Regions from separate parts of the Mus musculus genome. Here region 1 is linked to region 2. The links are chromatin contacts, found by POLR2A ChIA-PET in ENCODE. All regions are on one chromosome and are shown on one strand. The core of a region is the stretch at or near the end of the contact, and the rest is flanking DNA. Distances in the headings are between cores, read along the strand shown. Region 1 holds the start of 1110038B12Rik (RIKEN cDNA 1110038B12 gene). Region 2 holds the start of Rnf5 (ring finger protein 5).

Evidence for each region. ChIA-PET counts read pairs that join two places held with the same protein, here RNA polymerase II (POLR2A).
Region 1: POLR2A ChIA-PET joins it to region 2 with 12 read pairs in embryonic stem cell. The contact joins the promoter of 1110038B12Rik here to the promoter of Rnf5 in region 2. POLR2A ChIA-PET finds 5 or more read pairs at or near these places in 4 of 5 experiments (Patski and embryonic stem cell).

What each region holds. Positions count from the first base shown.
Region 1 is chr17:34,950,782-34,954,270 of GRCm38, reverse strand. 1110038B12Rik (RIKEN cDNA 1110038B12 gene) reads left to right here and starts at 1,800. Exons shown (of 4, transcript NR_015536.1): 1 at 1,800-1,919; 2 at 2,098-2,135; 3 at 2,346-2,386. LOC115488834 (a small nucleolar RNA gene) reads left to right here and starts at 2,196; the gene lies at 2,196-2,258. Snord52 (small nucleolar RNA, C/D box 52) reads left to right here and starts at 3,263; the gene lies at 3,263-3,321. It also overlaps the pseudogene Gm8696.
Region 2 is chr17:34,601,452-34,604,867 of GRCm38, reverse strand. It overlaps Rnf5 (ring finger protein 5), which reads left to right and starts at 1,307. Exons shown (of 6, transcript NM_019403.3): 1 at 1,307-1,534; 2 at 2,559-2,577; 3 at 2,671-2,783; 4 at 2,880-2,934; 5 at 3,010-3,127; 6 at 3,202-3,416. The coding sequence starts at 1,395. The coding sequence ends at 3,299. It also overlaps a transcript of Agpat1 not described here.

The sequences.
Region 1 (3,489 bases), core at 551-3,050, 350 kb before region 2:
TCTGTTAGCATGTACTACTTTCAACCAGTTACTATTATATTGTACTACATCTGCGTTTAAAAAAAAAAAAAAGAAGTCTTCAGTAATAGTTTAATAGAGGCCAAGGCAATTATGCTCATTAGAGAAGCAGTTAATTCGTAAGCCATTTTACACTGTTAGAGGTCATTTCTGGCTAACGTGCACTCAGTTTGGAACTGAAGAGTCTCTTCCTATAACCCTCCCAGGTGGAACTTGGGCCTAGGAACTGAGAGACTTATCGAACACATAATTACTATAGGATTCTTTTATTTGTTTTTGTTTTTGTTTGTTTTTTGTTTTGTTTTGTTTTTTGAGACAGGGTTTCTCTGTGTAGCCCTGGCTGTCCTGGAACTAACTCTGTAGACCAGGCTGGCCTTGAACTCAGAAATCTGCCTGCCTCTGCCTCCCAAGTACTGGGATTAAAGGCATGTGCCACCACTGCCCGGCTACTATAGGATTCTTAGATTTTAAATTTTAGTTATGTTCTGAGGCACTATCTCATCACTGCGTAGCCCAGGCTGGCCTTGAACTCAAAGAGATCTACCTGCCCCTGCCTCTCAAGTGCTAGGATTAAAGTTGTGCACCACTGCTTCTGGCTAAAATGTATTTTAAAATGAAGATAGAGAAGCGTATAGTGCCTTGCACATGTAATTTCAGCATTTAGGAAAAGGAAGTAGGAATGTTGACCGTCATGGTACAGAATTGCTGTCTCAAAAAAAAAAAAAAAGACAAAGGGGCTGGAGCAGTGGCTCAGTGGTCAGGAGCACTTACTGATCTTTCTAAGGACCTGGCTTCAGTTCCCAGCACCTATCACCAGGTGGCTTACAACTTCCTCTAACACACATAGACACAAATACAATCAATCTAAAAATATTTCTTAAAAGCTGGCCAGTGGTGTTGTATGCCTTTAATCCCAGCACTCAGGGCAGAGGCAAGTAGATATCTGTGAGTTCGAGGCCAGCCTAGTCTACAGAGCAAGTTCCAGGACAGTCAGGGTTACACAGAGAAACCCGGTCTTGAAACCGACCCCCCCCCCCTCTCTCTCTCTCTCTCTCTCTCTCTCTCTCAACATAGTAGTGTGTCACGCCTGTAATTGTAGGCATGGTTGGAACCCATCTTAGACTATGAGCCAGATGTGTGTTTGTGTGTGTGTGGCTTTTATCCCCCTTTAAATAAAAATGTTGGGGCTGGTGAGATGGCTCACCAGTTAAGAGCACTGGTTGCTTTTCCTGAAGTCCTGAGTTCAATTCCCAGCAACCAAATGCTCGTGACCATGTATAAGGGAATCTGATGCCCTCTTCTGGCACGCACGTGTACATGCAGCAGAGCACTCAGTAATCTTTTTTTTTTCTTTTTTTTTTCTTTTTAACGGAGAGCAGAAGCTGAGGTGCAAATTCAGATTTTTCTGCTAGGTGTAGGCAATATGAGTCCTCCTGGGTAGACTGGATCCAAACATGAGTACAGAATCCGCAAAGCCATAAGCCTAAAGGAGACCAAAGAGCTGACCTATCCTGTAGGAGCTCCAGGGTCTTTACCCAATCTTGGCCGATTAGGCTGCCTGTTTCTTTCTTTCTTTTTTTTTTTTCTTTCCTTTGGATTGGTAGTTTATCAAATTGTCGTCATATACATGATTCTCTACTTAGGACAGTAAGAAACATGATTCCTCTTTGTTCCCTTCGCATTTGTCAGCGCGATCAAGTCAGGCATATGAGAAGACGACTATGTCCGTCAGGACCCCCGGGCCAGGCGTGGGTATAAATGGCCGAGGCGGGCGGCACACGGGTCTCTTTGTGCACCCGCCCACACGGTTTGCCGTGTTTTCACCCTTCTTTGTTCTCCACCGGTCTGGGCAGGGTCTGAGGACTCCGGAGAGCAAGGCATGGGTCCGCCTCGTGCCGCAGGTATCCTGGGGTCCTGTGGGGAGGGCTCTGCGGTGTGGGGCCGGGTATGATGACCCACATTTACAGACTAGAGTTTCTGATGTCCACGTGACGCCACTCCTTGTAACTGACCCAGGCCGGGGTGGGGGCTGCAGGCCGGGGTCTCTACGACCTGTGCTCATTCAATGATCTCTTCCAGGTTCCTGGCCCACGCCAGCCGTACCCAGTAGCACAATGGTAAGCGCATGCTGGCGAGAGGTAGGCGGTGTGAGGAGGGGCTGGTTTCGGGGAGAGGACAGTAATGATGATTTCTGGTGATTCTGAGTGTCTCGCTGACGCCATCACCGCAGCGCGCTGACCGTCCCCGGGTCCAAAATCGGCAGTGGCGTGGGTTTTGAGTGGCCTAGAGTTCTGAGTAATTTACCTCTGTGTCTTGCTTTCTGGTAGGGATTTGAGGACACACGCCAGCTGCCTACACCTGAAGAAAGGTTAGTCTTAGGTTTCACTGGCATGCTTGTCTCTTGGCTTGACTTTTTGGAAGGGGTGGATTCGAGACAGGGTTTCTCCATGTAGCCCTGATCTCAGATCCGCCTGCCTCTACTCTCTGGAATTAAATGCATACAGCACCACCGACTGGCCCTTGTTTTGTTCTTAATATCCTGCCTGCATTAGCCAGTCTCCAAGCAAGCTACCACCCAGCCATCTTTTTGTTTTTAGATCTTAACTAATCTCCCTAACTCTAAATCTATGGTGGATCCAGGAGCTGCCTTGATTATTTCTTGTGCCTTTAAGTTCTGTATGCTAGTCCACGGCAGTGGGTCTCAGCCTTCCTGAGGGCCTTTAATGCAGTTCCTCGGGCTGTGATGTTCCTAACCATCGGTTTTATTTTCCTTGTATCTTCATAACTAAAGTTTGCTATTGTGATAACACAGGCTGTCCTGTCTGGGACCCCTATGTAAGGGTTCCTTGGTGACACAGGTTGAGAGCCACTGTTTTAGACTATGCTTTTGGGTATTTAGACGGGCTCTCAATTCAGGATGGCCTTAGTCCTGGCTCCAACCACCTTTTTTTTTTTTTTTTTAAGATTTAGATGTTTGTGAGTACACTATTGCTGTCTTCAGACACACCAGAAGAGGGCGTCAGATCCCATTACACATGGTTATGAGCCATCTCTCCGGCCCATGCCACCTTTTTTCGTTAAAGGTTTTAGCAGTTAAATTTCAGTCCCCAGGAGTTTTGGCTTTATATAGCTCTGCAACAGTCCGAAGCCTAACTACACACACTGGCTACCGCATCCTGTGTCTATCGGATTGACATTCCCTGGGTGGTACCCTAGGTTCTGGTCTCCCTCAATTGAGAGTGATGATTTCACAGACTAGAGTCTCTGACGCTGTCCTTGATGTCAGCTATAAATCTGACTCATTTGGGGAACCTCTTGAGATTGAGCCCAGTGTGCCAACACTGGCTCTGGTGAGGAACATACCCTGCTCTCCTGTTTCTCATTGTGCCCATCTTAACTCTCCAGGGTGAGCTCTGAGGACTTCACAGGGGCCCCATCCCCTCACCTAGATGAGGGCTAACCTTGGAATCC
Region 2 (3,416 bases), core at 58-2,557:
CGCCCATGGACACCTTTGCCCTGGGTGATTTACATGGCTTGGTGAAGAGCCCTTGCGAATGCGAGGACTGTTACCTAATTCTGGGCCTTGGGCCATAGTGAGGGTCACTGAGTGCTGGAAAGGCCCTAGCTGCCAGCCGTCCAGCCAGGAAAAAGATCCAAATCTATGCAGGGCAAACTACAAGGAAGGGGCGGATCTACCCCATTCTACGGCGGGTCACCTAGGGGTCGGCCTCTGTCCTTTGGGCGCCCACTCCCAAGAGGGTGGAACCAGTCCTTTTCTGCTTGTAAGGTTTAGGACGGAGTGGGGGTCCACTGTGGTCTGCTGTGTCACATTACAACGGTGGGCCTTTGGCTCGGTCCTGCTGTGAGAATCACCTAGAGAGGCTAAGTCGTCCAACCGAGAGAGTGGGGTTAACACCGGCGCCACAGACCGACGGCCGCACCATCCACGCGTCGGGCTAACCCCAGCTCTGCTCCCCGCTTCTCCGAGAGGGAGGGGCGGACCCAAGGTCTTCCCTCTACGTCACCCAAGGAGGCCGGAGCCATCTTGAACCCTGCGACCCTGGTACTTCTGCCCTTCCCCCTCCCCCCTTAGCTCTGCACCGTCTCTCCAGATCTCGGCCAATCAGCGGCGGAGTAAACCGCCCAATCAAGCGGAGAGAGTCCGGGCGGAAAGACCCGGATAAGGCCGAGTCGAGGCCTTTGAACCTAAGGCCCCGCCAATAGCGGAGGGGTTGCCATGGTGACGAGAGAGAGCGAGTGAAGGGGCGGGACTGGAGTCGACACCGCCTTCGTCTGGGTTGGCCTATTCCACGCCCCCCCCCCCCGCTTATTGCGCATGCTCATTCTTCCGTGTCATGCCAGCCAATCATTTGATTTGGAACCATTCGCTCTAAAGTCCAATAGGAACCCGGACCTTCTAAGAAAGAGGAAGAGAAGGAAAAAAAGAGGCTTATGGTGGGCGAGTTCTGTAGGCCTGAGCCAATCCCTTCTGAGCTTTGGTTATGACTGGCAGCTGAACTGACGAATCAAAGCCTCTTTAGCTGAGTGACAACACAGGCCTAGCTCATTATGACCAATCCCTCGGCAGTGCATAGTTACTGAAGCCCTATCAGCCAATCATCATCGTGCAAGGGTAGGGGCCCCACACACACCTTTTTCCGCCCCCACTCTTTGGATCAATCGTGTCCTTTGAATTCTATATGATTGGCAGGTACCTCGACCAATAATGATGAGAAAAACTTGAAGTTTGCCCAACGATCCTGGGCCGAAGGCGGACCTGCTTTGTTGGGGCGTGAGTGTGTGTGTGCCTGTGTGTGTGCCCTGTGTTAGTGTATATGTGTGTGTGCCTGGGGGTACTGAGGGCTACGTGGGGGCGAAGCAGAACTTGCCATGGCAGCAGCGGAGGAAGAAGACGGGGGCCCCGAAGGGCCAAATCGCGAGCGGGGCGGGGCGAGCGCGACCTTCGAATGTAATATATGTCTGGAGACAGCTCGCGAAGCTGTGGTCAGCGTGTGTGGCCACCTGTATTGGTGAGAATCCGAGTCAGGGGCTTGGGGTGAGGCGGCGGGGTTCGTCTTTGTGCTGGGGAGGCCGAGAGCGGGGACCATGCAGTTTTTTTCAGATGACCAGAGGGCATATGTCCCACCCCACCTCCCCACATACACGTAGGGGAGGCCTAAAGTGAGGACTTGTGTCTTTGCTGATGTATGTAGATGGGGTGGGGGTGCGGGAAGGGTCACATCTGTGCAAATGAGATATCTTTCCAGGGAGGGTCCTATGAGCTGGTGCATGGTATGTTATGAGGAGGAATGGGAAATGGGGGACGCTGCATATTCCTCCATTCGAGACCTGAACCACAGTACCCCGTTAGACCTACCCAGGTGTTGAGATAAAATAGATGAGAGACTTTTCAGTTTAGGGGATGTGCCTGTCGGAGGAGGAGGGAAGATCTAGGGACTATGGACCTAGATGTGGGTCATATTAAGATGAGATGTGGGAGGGGGTGATTTGTCAAACCTGAAGACAATGGCATTGTGTAAGGACAAGATGGAGAGGGTGAAGGGTCATGGAGAGAGGGGTTTTACTGAGCTTGAAGTAAGGAGGAGAGGAACAATGTGGGTGTCTGAAAACCATGGGAGTCTGGAGGATTAGGAGCAAGAATGGAGTTCAGGCTGAAAGGAAACCTGTTGAATTGGGAAGTCAAGTTCGGAGGCAGAAAGGGGGAGGTTGAAGGTGTGTGTGTGTGTGTGTGTGTGTGTGTAGAGGGAGACAGACAGGGAGAGACAGAGAGGAGACACCGGAAGAGAGAAAAGGATCAAATGTGTGGAGGATGTTGAGGACCCAATGTGAGTACCTTTAAATGTCAAGTATCAAAGGCAAGAAGCTGGAAAAGTCAAGTTAGCAAGTATGCTAGAAGCTGTTGGGAATATGGAGAGAAATGGAGCAGTAGAGCAGCAGTGCCTGGGAGACAGGTGGTGGGTGGGCTTCCATGTTCTGGGGTCTGCAGCTCTCTTCTGTAGTTTGACGTGTGCTTTTTGTTTGTTTTTCATCCAGTTGGCCCTGTCTTCACCAGGTATGTGTTCATGAGGTGGACTGGGAAACAGGGAGGGTCAAGGAGCTCCGAGATGCTCTTTGTACTTGAAAACACTTCATATTTCCTTTGCAGTGGCTGGAGACCCGGCCAGACCGGCAAGAATGCCCGGTGTGTAAAGCTGGCATCAGCAGGGAGAAGGTCGTCCCTCTTTATGGGCGAGGGAGCCAGAAGCCACAGGATCCCAGGTGAGACCCAACACGATGCTGAGGGGAGCTGCAGGCTTCTGTCCCATCCCGAGACAGGGTGTGAAAGGTGCTGCCTGCCTCTCTCCTTCCTCTCAGATTGAAAACTCCACCCCGCCCTCAGGGCCAGCGACCAGCTCCAGAGAGCAGAGGGGTGAGTCTCCTTGTCCAGCCGTGTCCCTCCTTTGCCCAAGCCTATGGGCTTCCCTCATCTTCCCTGCCTCCCTAGGGGTTCCAGCCATTTGGTGATGCCGGGGGATTCCACTTCTCCTTTGGTGTCGGTGCCTTCCCCTTTGGCTTTTTCACCACCGTGTTCAATGCCCATGAACCTTTCAGAAGAGGCGCAGGTAAGGATTTTCCCAAGTCTCCCCGCGCCCTCTCCTGGCCCTACATGTTTCTGAAGCTTTCTTTTCCCTTACAGGTGTGGATCTGGGACAGGGTCACCCAGCCTCCAGCTGGCAAGATTCCCTATTCCTGTTCCTCGCCATCTTTTTCTTTTTCTGGCTGCTCAGTATTTGAGCTCTGTCTCCTCCCTGCCCACCTCCAGCTAGAGGAGAATCAGTATTGGGAGTCCTGTGCTGGCCTTTCCTTGCTTTTGGACCACCCCCTTACTTCCATGACCCATCTCTGTCTGCT